Linked DNA regions of Homo sapiens: region 2 is linked to region 1. A link is a loop called in an ENCODE intact Hi-C map of the cell type or tissue named here. Cell type or tissue: heart left ventricle. All regions are shown on one strand.

Evidence for each region. Hi-C counts contacts between places; a loop is a spot of excess contacts. Peaks named below come from ENCODE experiments on the same cell type or tissue, not always from the same donor. Only the 100,000 strongest peaks of a DNase experiment are listed, where the experiment ranks them.
Region 2: a loop joins it to region 1, with 2.7 times the contacts of the local background. A loop is called at or near these places in 45 of 110 quality-filtered maps.

What each region holds. Positions count from the first base shown.
Region 1 is chr2:33,029,426-33,037,425 of GRCh38, forward strand. The region is part of intron 3 of LTBP1 (latent transforming growth factor beta binding protein 1); the gene reads left to right. Among named protein-coding and RNA genes, the nearest start is that of LTBP1, 86 kb to the left of the region's middle. In heart left ventricle, CTCF peaks have their summits at 4,316, 4,518 and 5,467 (motif pointing right); no DNase peak of the experiment used is centred here; H3K4me3 peaks cover 866 bases.
Region 2 is chr2:32,947,979-32,955,978 of GRCh38, forward strand. LTBP1 (latent transforming growth factor beta binding protein 1) reads left to right here. Exons shown (of 34, transcript NM_206943.4): 2 at 897-967. Among named protein-coding and RNA genes, the nearest start is that of LTBP1, 5.0 kb to the left of the region's middle. In heart left ventricle, no CTCF peak of the experiment used is centred here; no DNase peak of the experiment used is centred here; H3K4me3 peaks cover 1,277 bases; H3K27ac peaks cover 1,717 bases.

The DNA of each region.
Region 1 (8,000 bases):
GAGATTGCGCCACTGCGCTCCAGCATGGGCAACAGAGTGAGACTCCATCTCAAAAGAAGAAAAAAAAAAGAAAGTTATTATTTGAGCATAATGAAAAAGAGAACAAAAATTAGGGACAACTTTCCCTTCCAACTTTCCAGAATTTTCAACCGGTACAAACCATAAAGTTTTATAACTGCAAGTGTCTGAATGCCTGGCCCACAGTCACTCAGCAGGGCTGCAGCAGAGTCATGACTTGAACCCAGGCTTCCTGACCTTTTGTTCCATGTTCTCCTTGCATCGTTTACATGTCAGTGTCTGACTCCGCTTAACAAAATAGTGGAAAAATACTTTGCACAGTATTTTTGAAGCCCCAAATTCAAATAAAAGGCATAAAGAAGTGAAAAATTGTAGTTATTTTATGAATTCTCAAGTAAACCACTGTTGTTTGACCAGAAATTGTTTATTTTCAAAACAATAAAGATTCACCTAAAACATATTCTGTTTCATGAAGGAAATGTGACAACCTATTCATTACAGTCAGTTACCAATATAGAGAGCTGTTCCCAAATGTTTAGAATTAGCTGGACTGTCTACTGTAGACACAGAATTTATTTTTTAAAAAACTCTCTTTCCGAGAGTTTCAGTGCTTTCAGAGCACTGCCTTTTGTTTCTTTGCCTGACGTTGGTGTTTTGCCAAGTGCTGGTATTTGGAGGTTTGATGGACAGCATTCGAAGTGAGGCATCAGTCTTCCTTAATTTGTTCAAAGCCTCTTTATGCAGCAGCTAATCCTTCCTAATTATATTTCTAGGAAGGATGTTCTTAACTCAGACGGGAAGAAGACATAGACATTTTGACATTAGGATGCACTTCACTCCAAGAAAAGAAATTTGAAAGGAAACACTCTCCCAATTCCCATTCCTTACCCCCTGGGCACAAGCAACCATTTTCCCCTGCCCCATTTATGAAGCTCTTTTCTCTCCCTCTCCATTCCTCTTTCATTCCTGTGGCTCCTATTTATCTCCTGGCTTAATGAAGCTATTTTGAAGGAGCTAAAAAAAATTCAGAAAAAACCATTTCCGTGTAGTGAGGCAGGCATTTCACACCTTAATTGCTTTAACGTCTTGAAAGGTGAAAGGTGACCTGTGAGTCTAAACAGTTGGAAAATTTAGTGTGCATATTTGAAATGCTTTACATAAAGTTGAAACACTTCACAGTCTCCTTGATTAATTTCTTTGTTGCCGTGCTGCTTTGTATTAATTTAATTTAGTGACTTTTATGTGAAAGTAAATATGTAAGTCAGTGGCATTATGTTTATTAGATTATTTTCCTTTAATATTTTAAGCAGACTAAATGCGGCTTCTGTCAAATGAGTCTTTAATAAATAAATTGCTGTCTGTGAAGTCTTAGTGGCTTTGAATGGTCTTATGAAGTGTGATCTTATCACCTTATGAAGCAATTTTGTGTTTCTTAGTTTTTTTTAGTGAGGTTGAACATTTTCCACATTTTTATAAGTCCTTCATATTTTTTATGTGGATAACTAACATCTTCACACCCTTTTCTGTTACATGTGCTTATAATTTTCTTTAATTTCTAAGAGCTCTTTTCATATTAAAGATTGTTTTTATCAAATATTTAAGAATTCTCCAAGGGAAGGTACTTTTATGCAAAAAATATTATTAGTACTCTGGTTTTTTTTATGCTCAAATTTGGAAGAAACGTCTTAAATTGGATTGTAAAAAATCCCCCCTTGTCCATGAGGACAAGAATACAATCTGTTACTCATTGACTGGGTAATTTATTTCAGAATTCTTTGGTCTTCTGAGAGGCTTATTGACTTACACAGACATAAATCGTAATATACTACTGAACCATCTATAACTTTCCAAGTTCTCTGTGCATTTCTAACTGGTTGCGTTATCTCTGGTTCACCATAGTGAAGATAGAATCTCAGTCCTCCTGGCCCCCAGAACACAGATTCTCAATAGTTGATTCATTCATTCCATCAGCAGATATTTACTGAGTGCCATCCACATACCAACTACTGTTCTAGGTACTCCAATTGGAGGGATCAGGCTAATGTGTCTGCAAAATACTGAATAACATAGCATAATACCTAATAAGCTGCTAAACTATGTGGTGCATAGTATAAATTCTAATGGCGAGTAAGGAAGGGGGAGATTGGCAGGGGCTGGAGGACTGGACTAAAGGAACATTGACCAGAGTTGGAAGGACTTGGAAAAGTGAAGGAGAGTCTGGCCTTTAAATAAATAACAGGTGGACGATAGGGTGGGAATGATTCTCCTGTTGGGGAATTGATCTCTTTGTGGGGATTGAAGAATAGCAGGAAATGAGATTGAGTGGGCAGGTCCAATTATGGAAAGCCTTGACAGTCAGACAGAGGAGCTCTGTGTAGGGCTCCGAGGAATATGAAGATGGCTCTGATAGTCACTGAAGAAGTGTCAGGCTCACCCTGGAAAGCCAGGTCAGGTGGGGTGCTAAGAGAGTGTGAGGGAAGGCCTGGGAGGCTGGCTGCTGGGCAGATGAGAGAGAGGGAGGCCTAGAGGAGCTGGCCCTGTGGAGTGTCTGTCTTGCACAGGGACTTGAGAGGAGAGGGATCTGATTCCCTTTAAAACAGGAAGGATTCAGACTGCCAGTCAAGAAAATAATTCCTTTGGATTCGGGTTAAGGAATTATGTGTAGTCTAATGTTGATCTCTCTCTCTACCTATGTTAAATGGAATGATATGTAATCTTATCCTCTTTAGGAACAGGAAAGTAGGGGATATCATTGAAGGCTTCCTGTTCCTTATTACACTCTATCCCTAGACTCAAATTCATCAACCCATAATCAAAACCAGATTTGATTTCCTTCTGTGTTGATCAAACTAACACATCATGCTCTGTAGAATAATCAAGGTCTTTTTTCCTGTTTCAAATGTTCAAGAGTTTTCTACCTTTATCTTTGTTGGCTTTATAGCTTTGCCATAACTACTTTTTGTTATCTCTACCCCTATCGATATCAACTTCCGTGTATCTTCTCTGTGTTTTTCTTGCTACACTAGGAGTGATCCACTCACCTATATTCCTCCTCCTTTAGGTGACAGAAGTCCTACATCTTGATTATCCTGTATTGGTGAACTGGAAAGGAACCTTGGGTAATCACACACAGATGTATAATAACCAACAGGTTGTTAGGCTCTAAATGTCTTCCTAGCTGGACTGCATTCTCATTAGTTATTATTTAAAATAATATAAAATAAGTAACAGTATGACACAAAAATTGCATATGTATTTGATACTATTAATAAAGCAGTTTTTGTTTCAGACTTATATTCATTTAATTTAGCTATTAAGGTCTAAAGTTGCTAGGAAAGTTTTTGTGATTTGCTTTGTGAAGTAGTGTAGTAACATGCTGCTTGATAAAAATAATGGTAATTGCCTTTCACAGAATCAGAAATGCTTTTCATACCTAGTGAGGAAATGCTATACTTCTTTTAAAAAACTTACATATCCATATCAGCTTTATGTTCAGATTAATTTAGGATGTTCATAAAAAACAAGGATTTGATCAAGCTCAGCTTTATGTTCAAATAATTTAGGATGTTCATGAAAAACAAGGATTTGATCAAGCTCCATTAGGAAGTCTTTGACAAGAAACCAAAAGAAATGATTGGGACTTTCAATTTCACATGTATTTGTTGAATATTTACTGTGTGCCAGGCAGTGTGCTAGCAGCCAAACTAAATAGTCTTTAGTTTCAATGAATAATTGATAACTGGAATGTTTCTTCCATCATTTCTAGTGTAAGTGGTTTTTTTTTTCATTTTTAGTAGAGAGCTATATTTTCATAGGACAAAACATGTAATACTGTCCCCTCTGTTGATATTAAGTCAGATATTTTATCTGTTCAGTCAAAGCCCAGTTCTGGTGTTAATGGGCCTGGATTTAATTAATTAAAGGATTAACTTACTGTATCATTACCTGTGTGCACCAGGCACCCTTCTGAATTGCAGACAGCATGTAGGAAGATCTAACTAAACTTTAACCTTACAAGTACAAACCACTTCTAGGTGTTCTCAGGTGTGAACAATCAGATGCAAGCGGGAAAGAGATCAGAAACACTGACAATAATAATGCATGAAATAATAGCTCCTGTAGAGTTTTAGAAGAAAGGGTTGAGCTGACTATGGTGGGGGAAAAAAGGGACTTTTTTTTTTTTTTAATGTGTGTGATGTTCTACAGAAACAGCAATCTGAAAGCTAACTGGCTGCAGCTGGATGGACTTTCTTTTGTATGGAGACGCTGCCTCTAGTGTTTAGGAAAAAATGCACACTAGAAAATAGTGCAACATTATGGTGCCATCTGTCTTGAAAATGAATTATTTTTTATTGTCTGCTTTATAGTAGTTCCCAGACAAAACTTGAAAAAACTTCAACTAGCTTTGGTGCTATTTTGCGTATGGACAGTTTCAGCAGGCAGAAGCCTTTAAAGTTGTATTTCAAAGCGCCTCAGGAGTTATCGATGTGATGTGATGAGACTGTTTGCCATATAAGCCTCTCAAGAGGCCACAGCCCTAACCCCCTCCCCGGCTCCCTGGGGGACAGGAGAGCAGATGGAGTCGTGTTTGCATCATTCACCGTCCTAATTGGGTTTGTGACTGGCTGTTAGGGCATCTTTCTCTCAGATGGCATTTTCTTCTTTAATTCAAAGTTTCACTTTCTCCTTAGCAGCGTTCTGGATTGTTTTTGAGGGAATGATGGCATGGATACGCAAATCTACAGAGTTAGAAGAAAGAGACGAGACTTGAAGGATTGTTGTTCTAAAAAAAAAAAAAAGGCTAAAATGCATTTATTTCTCAGACTTCTTTAGAATAAGTGCAAATGAAAAAGAATACTGAAAACATTTTCAGAACCCATGAAAACACTTGTCGGTATTAATATAATTAAGGTATTTAAGTTTAAATGTTTAAAGCTGATCTTTGAGGTGTTTTAGCTGGGCTTCTACTTGAAATTTTGTAGTGTGAATGTATATCAACTATTTATAAACTAGCTGAAGGGAGTTAAGCTATTAATGTTTGGATTTTAAAATCTATAAGGATCAGAAAATGGGTTTTGTATTCCATATCATCTAGAATGATGACAGGCCTGGAAGCATAGGACAGAGCTGGCACATTTTCAAAGGAATTCTTCCCTGGTCTGGATACTATAATGAGCACAACTGCATTTTGGTGGATTTATTATATACAGTACACAACATATATAACCATTTGGAAGTTGGGTTTGCTTTCTGGTTAGAGGTGCACTGGTTATAGCTGATTATGTATAGGGTTTGAAATAGCATCTGGTTAAAAATTTGAGGGGCTGACATTTCCTCTCAGAGACTGGTGAAAATGAATAAATACGCAATATGGAAATATCCATGCCAATCAATTAGTAGAAGGGTTTAAATAAAAAAAAAAGGATGCAATTTGAACATTTACGATTATGCCAGTGGGCAGCAGGTGGCAAGCTTTGCTTTTCAATGTTCTTCAGTTTTATTTTTATACCGCAGAATGCCAAAATTTGAAGAGGGGGGTTTAACTCCACTGGAATATGTCATTTCTTGGCAGTGCAACCTCGAACCACCTTCTTTGCTCATTGTGCATAATTGCCTTTCTTTGGATGCCGTAGCCGACCCTTGGTTCCCCTTGTTGCCGATGGATAGGAATTAATTCATATGAGCAATGTTCTATTCTCTTGTGATTTTAGCAACACGTTGCTAATGGAGAAAATAAATTAGAAACAAATGAGTTTCTTAAAGCAGTCCTTGTATGATTTATAAGAGATTTTCTTGTGTAGTTTTACTTAGTTCTAAATGACACATAAATTGCTTTTAATTTAAAAAATTCTAACTGGCTATATACCTTGATATGGAGATGAGAAGTAAGCAAAACTGCGTAGAGTTCCATGAAAGTGTTTTGAAAAATTAGAGAGGAAAAACACATTTTGAGACCAGAATAGAAGACCATTATCTTTTCATAGGCTAAACTGTGTAGTCAGGATTTGAATTTTAAATCCGGAAAAGAGAGCAAGCTTGAAATGGGAGTGATGGTGAGGTGGACACCAAATTATTTTATAGTCTACTGTATTTCTTCATACTTTCTAGATAAAAAATTCTTTTTGGGTTGTTTTATGCATTGTGAGAAATTCGGAAGAATGGAGAAGAATGCAAAAGCATATCAAATCACTGTAAACATTTAATAGTCTACAAATATTTAACACTTGCTGTGTACTCAATTTTTTGTAGGCCGTTTGTTAGAATTGAGTTCACATGGGGTATAATTCTACGTTCACGACTTGACATTCTCAACCTCAGTTCAGCATTTTTTCTTTTTAGAAAAGAGATCGTTCATAATGATTATAATTTACAACACACATATTTTAAAGGATAGTAATAAAAAAACCCAAACTGTTGTACCCACTACGTAGCTGAAGAAATAAAAACACTGTTGTCATTATCTTAGAGGCTCTTACGTGGTCCTTGTTAATTCCTTTATCCTTTTTTCCCAGAAAATAATTTATATCAGTTATTTCCTGCTTTTCTTTATAGTGTTACCACATTTTTAGGTATATCTGGATACTGTGCTGTTTAGTTTTTGACTTTTAAACAAATGTCATATTGTTTGTATTCTTCTGAGACTTGCTTTTCTTGCTCAAGGTGTTTTTGACATTCTTCTGTAACAGTGGCTCTCAAACTGGAGCATGAATCAGAATCGCCGGTGGAGGGCTTGCTAGATAAAATACGGCTTGTTGGGCCCCACCTCAGAGTTTCCGATTTGGTGGGTCTGGGGAGGGGTGGAGAATTTGGGTGGCTGACAAACTCGCAGGTGGTGCCAATGCTGAATGCTGCTGGAGGGGTCTGCACTTTGAGAACCACTGATTAAAGCTGGGGATTCTTTTACTTTTTACAGTAGCCCATTATGTCAGTATACTACAATTTATCATTTCTACTGATAATGAACACTGGGTTGTTTTTAGTGTTTTGCTGTTACAACAGGGTCATGATGAACGTTTTTTTTTTTCTTTTTTTGAGACGGAGTCTCACTCTGTCACCCAGGCTGGAGTGCAGTGGGGCAATCTCAGCTCACTGCAACCTCCGCCTCCTGGGTTCAAGCTATTCTCCTGCCTTAGCCTCCCAAGTAGCTGGGATTACAGGTGTGTGCCACCATGTCTGGCTAAGTTTTGTATTTTTAGTAGAGACGGGGTTTCACCATGTTGGCCAGTCTGGTCTTGTACTCCTGACCTCAGTTGATCCACCCACCTTGTCTTCCCAAAGTGCTGGGATTACAGGCGTGAGACACTGTGCCCAGCCTCGTGATGAACATTTTTCTACAAGTCTTCTGTTGCATAGTTTAAAAAGCTTTTTTAGCATGCAATAGAAAAATATCAAAATGCTTCCCTCATATTAAGGGTAGGTGTTGTTTCATGAAACTTTTGTTTTTGGAACACACACTGCTATGTAAAATGGCTTTCTTACAGTGAACTCGTCAAAAAATGCTTAAAAGCCTCTTGTCCAGAGTAGTTACATTGATCATGCTTTCTTTATAAAATGGGATCCATTTCTATCTCATTGCTATATTTTTCTAGATTTTCTTCTAAAAGCTTTTTCTTTCACATTTCCTGTAATGTACCTGGAAATGATTTTTGAGTATGTGTGATTTTTTTTCCATATGGCTAACTTATTGTCTTAGCACTATTTATTGACTAATTCTCCCCCTGTCCCTCTCATAAAAAAAATTATAAAAAACTACCATATCATATATGTTTCATTCAAGTTTCTAAATATGTAAGTCTGTTTCTCCATCCTCTATCCTACTGTGTTGGTCTTTTGAGTATCCTTAAGTCAGTGCCATGCTACTGAAAGTGCTGCAATTGTGTAGTAAGTCTTGGAAGGTGTAATAATCATCTGTGTCTCTTGTGCTGGGTTCTGGCTGATTTCTTCTAGTTTATTAATCTGCTATTCTGTTATACCCACTGTCA
Region 2 (8,000 bases), 81 kb before region 1:
GAAGAGGGGAGTGCGGGGAAGCCCAGGAACTTTTACTGACGTGAAACTCCGAGTGCATTGTTACCGAGCTGCGGGTAAACACAAAAGGCATTTCTGCCTGGGGCGTAACCTTCTGCGCGCAAACCCAACTGCTTCTAGAAGATGGGCGTAAACTTGAGGTCACTACAGTTTAATCCCTCAGCATCAATTAAACTCTGCAACTGAGTTTTAATTTTGGTCTAGCTAATGAAAAAAATGTTTCGAGGGCGGGCTAGCCGTAAAGATCCAGCTCCTGTTCTGTGGCCTGGAACTTTGCAGCATCAGAGAAATCATGGGCTTGGACTTCGCTGCACCTGTGGGGTCTGCTTTCCTGGGGTGGGGTGTCTTGGTATTGATAAAAGTTTTGGTTGGAATGTTTCTGTTACTGGGCGCTCATAGTGCCTTCCCGTTGTGGGAATTCATCTCAGGTTGGGGTGTAGGGGAAAACTTGTTTTGCTTAGTTGGCATGTTTTTTTCAGGGGTGATTCCAGGCCATGTGCCCTCACTCCTTTTTGGACAGTTCTCTCTGAAACTCATTTCCAATTTAAAATGTTGGCCCAGATAATAGAAAAAATAAATTTGGCTCTACTGTAATTTGGGGGTAAGAAAACCATTTGTTGGGCCCTGTTCTCCCTTCCTGTATAGCCCTAGGTTTATGCAGGCTTTTTGGTTCTCCCAGCATTCCCTGATATATGTATGGGCCTTGCCCCTCTGCTTGGGCAGCTTTGGGTTGGGCATCCAGGGTACCTGTTAGGACTCTCTCTCATCCAGAGGGTTGCAGAAGCTGGAGGCTGGCCTTTCTGGAACATGCTGGAAGCTTGGGTTCTTGGGAAGGGGGTCTTTCTGCTGCTGGACTCAGCGATCTTGCTTTGTTTCAGGGTCAATGTCTGTGGAGGGCGGTGCTGTCATGGCTGGAGTAAGGCCCCTGGCTCCCAGAGGTGCACCAAACGTAAGTTGCCATGTTCACAGTGGCCCTGCACAGTAGGCAAAGTGGGGGGAGGTGTCCACATGGGGGCATCTCACAAGGGCCACTTGAAAGGGCTCGGGGGAAGTTGAAGTCTGAAATACAATCCACCCAGGCTTCATTACCACCTAGGAAGGGCTGGGTCAGGGTAATGTTAGTATCAATGCCAGCAGCAATACATTGTACAGAACCGTGCTGTGCATCCAAGACTTCTCTGAACTCAACAGAGATATTCATCATTCTGGCACATCTGTGAATCAGGAGCTAGGAAAAAAATTTCCATTTGAGGATATGCCATATGGCAGAACCAATGTAATTAATTTGAACATGATACCAACAAATGAAAGACATTCTTTACGGTGATGGCAGGAGGGGCTTGGGGAGTAGAGGGCCCTGTTCTGGAGTACAACATCAAAGTTTTTATAGCTTCCTGAAAACAGCAACCAGAATCCTTCATCCTTGAGGCCTGATGGTTTTCTAGAATGCACTTCTCTGCTGCTCTTCAGAACTGATGGATGGGGTTCTCTGCAGTGCTTCTGCAGTTCACATGCATGCCCAGCAGTGTTTTTTAAAAAATGTGTTAATGATGCATACAGATTTCAGAACACTGGAAAATTTTTCTCCTATGCATTGTGAAATTAAAGATCAGATTAAAATGTATTTTGAGGTTCTTCTTGACGAATTGATGCTATCGGGTGCTCATTGGACATAAAGGAGCCTTACCTTCCCCCTCAGAAAAAGTGAAGCATTCTTAGTTGTTCTTTGCATAGAGATTGAGGCATTCCCATGTGGATTGGAATTGTCCAAAATTTCTGCTGCTTGGATTTTAAAATACAGGTGGATGAATTTTAAAAATTTTGGATACAGTCAATCTGGTGACCTTGTTTGTTGAAAATGTCTTCAATCCTGAAGGAAACAGAAGGGTTTTGGCATAATGGCCTTACTTTTGTAAAAAGGGAAATGTCCACAGGTTTTATGATGTGTTATGATCAAGCAGTAATTGCAGACATGAACAGTCTTCTGACTATTGAACTCAAACCACTAGATCAGAAATGCTCAGGGTTCTAGGCATTTTAGATTAAGTCATAATTTTTCATTTTGTAACTTCTTAAATTATACTTGTCAGAAATGTGTTAGCATTTGTTTAGAATTTAGCATTGCTCAGGCCAAATGACATGTCCCCTCTCCCCTCAGTAACTCATTCTGTCCAAAACCTGCTATGATATGGTTTGCCTGTAACATGGAGATAACTCGTCTGTTAACAGCACCACTGCAATGGGATATTGCTGAGTAAAGGTTAAAAATACGGAATAGGGCCTGGTGCGGTGACTCATGCCTGTAATCCCAGCACTTTGGGAGGCCAAGGTGGGTGGATCACTTGAGGCCAGGAGTTCGAGACCAGCCTGGGCAGCATGGCAAAACCCCATCTCTACTAAAAATACAAAAAAATTAGCCAGGTGTGGTGTTGTGTGCCTGTAATCCCAGCTACTGGGGAGGCTAAGGCAGGAGAATTGCTTGAACCCAGGAGGTGAAGGTTGCAGTGAGCCGAGATCGCTCCACTGCACTCCAGCCTGGGTGACAATGACTCTGTCTCAAAAAAAAAAAAAAAAAAAAATTACCCAGACATGGTGGTGCATGCCTGTAATTGTAATCCTGGCTACTCAGGAGTCTGAGTCAAGAGAATTGCCTGTACCTGGGTAGGGGAGATTGCAGTGAGCAGAGATTGTGCTGGGCGATGCAGAGAGACTCCATCTCAAGAAAAGAAAAGAATTCAGAGCAGGATTTTACAGATAGGCAGAAGCTCCTTGATGCCTGTTGGAGAGAATGCTCAAAGGCTTTAATAAGTTTGCTTGGCAAATGATGCAATTGAGTGCTGTCTCTGAAAAGAGGATAGGCCCCCATTTTCAGGTTGCTTGGGGAATTCGGGGATCCAAAGATGTTCTAGAAGATCCCAAGATGTTCCAAATCTTGGGGAATCTCTTCATGGCTTCCTGCTTCTGCAGGCAAGAGAGGCAAAGAAGTGGGTGCCTAGGTTTAGCTGGGTTTGCCCCCTGGTAATCCAGAGAGAGATCACAGAAGACTGCTGGTCAGAAAAATCAGTGTTGAAGTTACTTACAGGGCTCTAGAGGAAGTTGCTATGTTGGTTTAATCTTACGGTACCTACAACCAATGCTTCCAGCATTTGGCTTAAGTTTTCCTGCTGGCTTCTAAGAGGTAGCCCTTGGACAGTACCAGCATCTAAGCAATGTGACATCACTTTCCTTTTCTGTGGTTTTCAGCATTCAGAAGATTAACCTTCCTGTACTTCCCAGTTTAACAAATGAATTTAGGTACAAATGCTAGAAACTTAATTCACAGCTCTCTTCAGAAATAATTATGTTTTTAAAAGGCATGCTGGGGTAGGTCAGCGTGCGATCCAAAATAATGTATCTCTGAGGTGGATATTTAAAAGAGGGGACTTACTTTGCATGTGTCTGGGAGATCCAGGGAGCTGAGAGAGCCTTCTACCTTCAGATGGGACCACTGGGGCTCCTGCTGATGCTATAAACCTTGTGTCCATGGCTGAGTAGTGTGATGCCAGGAAAGACCCCCGGCTTTGGGGTCAGAAGACCTAAATTCAAATGCTGCAGCCCTCACTAGCTGTGTGGCCTCAGGGAGTTCACTTGACCTGTCTGGCCTGTATTTTCCCACTCAGAAATGACTGTGCTAAAATCTTGCCTTCTTTATAGGATGGTTGCAGGTATTAAGATGAAAAAAAATGGGTATGAAAGCCTTGGTGAAACCAGAAAGATTAATATTAGAGATTAGTATTGGATCAAGCCAAGTAAATTCTATCTCCTTTGTCGATGATTTGGTTTTCTTCTGTTTGTGGTTTCCTCCTCTCACTTCCTTATTATGCGGAGATTGAACAATTACACTTGGGTATGGTTTATTACACATAAGAATACAAAAACCAATGATACGCCCACATGAAGTTCCCCCTTATAATAGTCATCATAAAATATGCATGGACATTTAAATGTATAACCCAGGATGTCTTCTAATTGTCATTACATGTTGAAGATAATGAAGAATTTGAGTTTATATAGGTCATGTGCAATTGATGCGAAAAAAATTTCTGTGTAAGAGGTTGGAAGTGTTCATGTTGTTCAGTATTTGCCTAATCCAGTGAAGAAAATAAGGTATCCCTTTGAGAAAGCCTGGATTGTTTTTAGTTGATTGAAACCTAATTTAAATGGACCATGATCAAATGCTTCTGAAGACTAAAGATTTAGTGAACCTTAAATTGCAAATCAGAGAGATGTGAACAAGCAAGCGGCAGACTCACACAAGGGCAAAGAATGGATATGTGCACTCACCAAAGTGGTCCTCTAGGCTGTAGCTGCCCAGTCACAATGTAGAGATGCCTGGTTGCATGTTAATGTTCCTTTTCCAGACACCATTTGTATGTGGATCCCTAGGAATCGAAATTATCGTGTGGGATGTGTCATTTTAGTTAATATTGGATGACTCTTGATAGCCTTACCTGTTTTGGACAAAAGAGATGGAGAGATGGACCACATTTGTGCTCTTTCCAAGGAATTAACACTTAAAGGAATGTTTTGTGGGTTAGGGACTTTGTCTTCCAAGTGGGGCATTAAACCCCTGATGTGTAACATTTTTGCCTCCTATCATTTTTGTAGTTTTTTTTTTCTGCGCCCAAACTGAACCTCCCCCCATGCCCTGCATTGGTTCTGCCAGTCTTTTTGCCCCCGTCTCAGGGTAAGTGCAGGCCAGACAGAGACATTGCCGGTAGGCTCAGCTTTAATGAGAAGACTGGACACGGGAATAGGCAATACAAAAGAATGAAAGAGAGGAGAGTGAGGCTGGGCTGGCAGGGTTATGGGGTAGAGGGAAGAGAGATGATGGCAGATACGAATCCAAAGCGGGTGCCTGGCACATTGCAGGCCTTCCATACACGCATGGATGGTTCTTTCATTTACTGTTTAGCTTTTACCATGTGCCAGGTTCTATGAATAGAGGAGAAACACAGCCAGCTGTAGGGAGTGCAGGTCTGTTTTTACTCACTTAACTCGTGGCACATCAAATGACTTGTTCTCTCCTTAGAAAGAAACAGAAAATCGATATTCCATTGCTTTTCCATTGGCATTCAGCCCATGCTACTTTTGGGGAAAAAACCCAACTCTAGACATTTTCCTTAAATTATATGCAAAGGAGACAGAGTCACATGCACCCTTGGTGCTCAGAGATGCAGTGGTGGATGGCATCATCCAGGAGGGTGTGATGTGGCTGGAGTTCAGGTGACCTAGAGAACGGTCTCAGGCTGTCCCCCATCCCTCTTGGCTTGGCATCGTGCTTGCCAAACTTGGGAGTCGAGCCCAGAGTGATTATATATTTTTTTGTATGCCTGCTATGGCCATTGGCAGCTGCTTTGCCAATAGATCTGCAGTGAGGTTTACCATGACAACTGCTAGGAGGGCCACCCCGGCCCCCATGTGGGAGGGTCAGCTGGAGAATCTTGTCATGTGACACAGACAACCTCGGTGAAGAGAGAGGAACCCAGAGGTCAAGTTCACACTAGGTCAAATATGTGTTCTCGAGACTAGTTAAAATCCACATTTAGGAACCATAACACTGTAATAGTGCTTAAACCTTCATGATGAAGCCCTCCTCCGGCCCATGGGCCTGCTGAGGATGCCGCCCGCCCCCTGCCTGCTCTGCTTTATCGAAGTTTTTGCTGCCCAGTGAACCCTGGGCCCTTAGGAAGCCTGACTTGTTGAAAAGACCTTTGACAACCACAGGGTTTTGCTGTTTCTGACCCTGTTATTTGTTGTCTTGGATATTTCAGACGTACTCAAACATGTTCGAGAGCTCAAATTAAATTTTCCTAAAGTGCAGATTTTGCTTCCCAGTCCTTCCTAGCAATGAACAGAGGCGACTTGGAGTGTGAGGGCTATGTCACCACCCTTTTAATACGGACCAAAATCAGGTCCAGCAGAGAGGAGCTGCCGATGGGGTGGGGGTAACTTGTGTGGTGCTGTGGAGCTTACAGAGAGCATTTTCTTGATCTTCACACCCTGTAGTGTCATTGAGGCAGGGATGCTTTATTAACCCTATTCCAGACAGTGGGGCAGTGCTCAGATGCCACTGCAGATCTTGTGGCTCTTCCTACTGCCCTGGGCTTCCTGGACATCCAGTGCTGTGACATTCTTTCTTGAGGTCTTGGTCTGAAAACTGTCCTGACAGTCCTCAGTTATCTGGATTGGCTTCCACTGCCTAACTTCACATCATGATTTTCCAAGCTATGTGAGTTTTCTCGGGCTTCTGTAACAAGTTCCACAAGCTGGGTGACTTAGAACGATAGAAATGTATTGTCTCACAGTTCTGCAGTCCAGAAGTCCAATGTCAAGGTGTTGATAGCGTTACTTCCTTCTGAAGGCAGTTCTAGGCCTCTCTCCTTGGCCTGTAGATGGCCGTCTCTTCCCTGTGTCTTTATACATTGTCTTGTGTGTGTGTCTGTCTCTGTGTCCAAATTTCCCCTTTTTATAAGGACATCAGTCATACTGTATTAGGGCCTCCACTCCCCGCCCCCCCCCACCAATGATCCCATTTTACCTTGATTACCTCTGTAAAGAACCTATCTCCAACAGTGGTCACATTCTGAGGTACTTGGGGTTAGGACTTCAACACTTTGTTTTTTTTTTTCTAGGGGGAGTACAATTCAATTCATGATGTAAGCCTGCAGATGCCTTGCACATAGGTTGGAGAGATGGGCTATTCAGAGTTGGCTCATTCCTGGGGCACTTGGGAACCCTAGCAGCTGACCCAAGGATGGGTGGGCGGGGCTTTGACTGGGCCCCTGCCACACAATCTGTGACTGTGGATCTAATTTGGTTACTTTTCTACTGCAGCAGCTCTGGCTGCTCCAGGGGGTGTTAGGAGAGATGAGGAATTGGCCACAGGTAATTTTGGTGATGCCTCTGGCCATTTTTACTGGGGCTCTTTTAAAGAGATTCTAGGTTGGTGTTTCTTACACATGAATGTCCAGCGGGACCACTGGAAGGGTTTGTTAAAATGTTGAAAGTTGTTAAATTCAACAAATTGAATCAAAATCTTTGGGGTTTTTAACAAGCATCCCAAATCATGCTGATGGAGGTGGCCCACAGTTTGAGAAACTGATCTGGAAGGAACTCAGTCCTGGGCAATATTTATGACCCTTTATGTGGGAATTTAAAGGCCAACCTCAACGCTTAGCAATTTAGAGAAACCTCTCAAGCAAGGCAGGAACCCTCTAAACATTGGGATAGCTCGGATTTGAAGAATGTATATACAGTCAAAGATTGCTGCACATGCAGTTTTTACATCCAGTTTTTCTTTAGTTAGTTGAATGTTTGAAGTATATATGTGTATTTTTGGGAGAGCTGGAAATTTGCAAAATTGTTGCTGCATCAGTGATTATGTAGAGTGCCTTTTAAAAAAGATTTAAACACTTTGGAACAGTTGGGTGTTTTCTTCCACTAATTTTTTTTAATTACAAAATTTTTAAAGTTATATACATGTATATTTTTGCGAGAGCTGGAAATTTGCAAAATTGTTGCTGCATCAGTGATTACATAGAGTGCCTTTTAAAAAAGATTTTTTGGAACATTTGGGTGTTTTTTTCCACAAATTTTTTTTAATTACAAAATTTTTAAAGTACACACAAACATAGAAGCTGCCCATCAGGGTCATGTTTTTAAAAGCTCCCTGATGTGGTAGTTAAGTACAATGATTTATACATAAAGGAGAAACTATGGTCTTATCTTTCTGTAAATGCGTGTTTTACTAATGGTTTCCTGCTTTCTTAGTGGAGAGAAAATATTACATAATTTGTTGGTGTGACACAAATTGGTTGTTTTCGTACTTATGGAAAAATACATCAGGGTTGTATTTGCAAGCATACCTCAGATATGGAGGGTTCAGTTCCAGCAAATATCTCAATAAAGTGAGTCACAAATTTTTTGGTTTCCCAGTACAT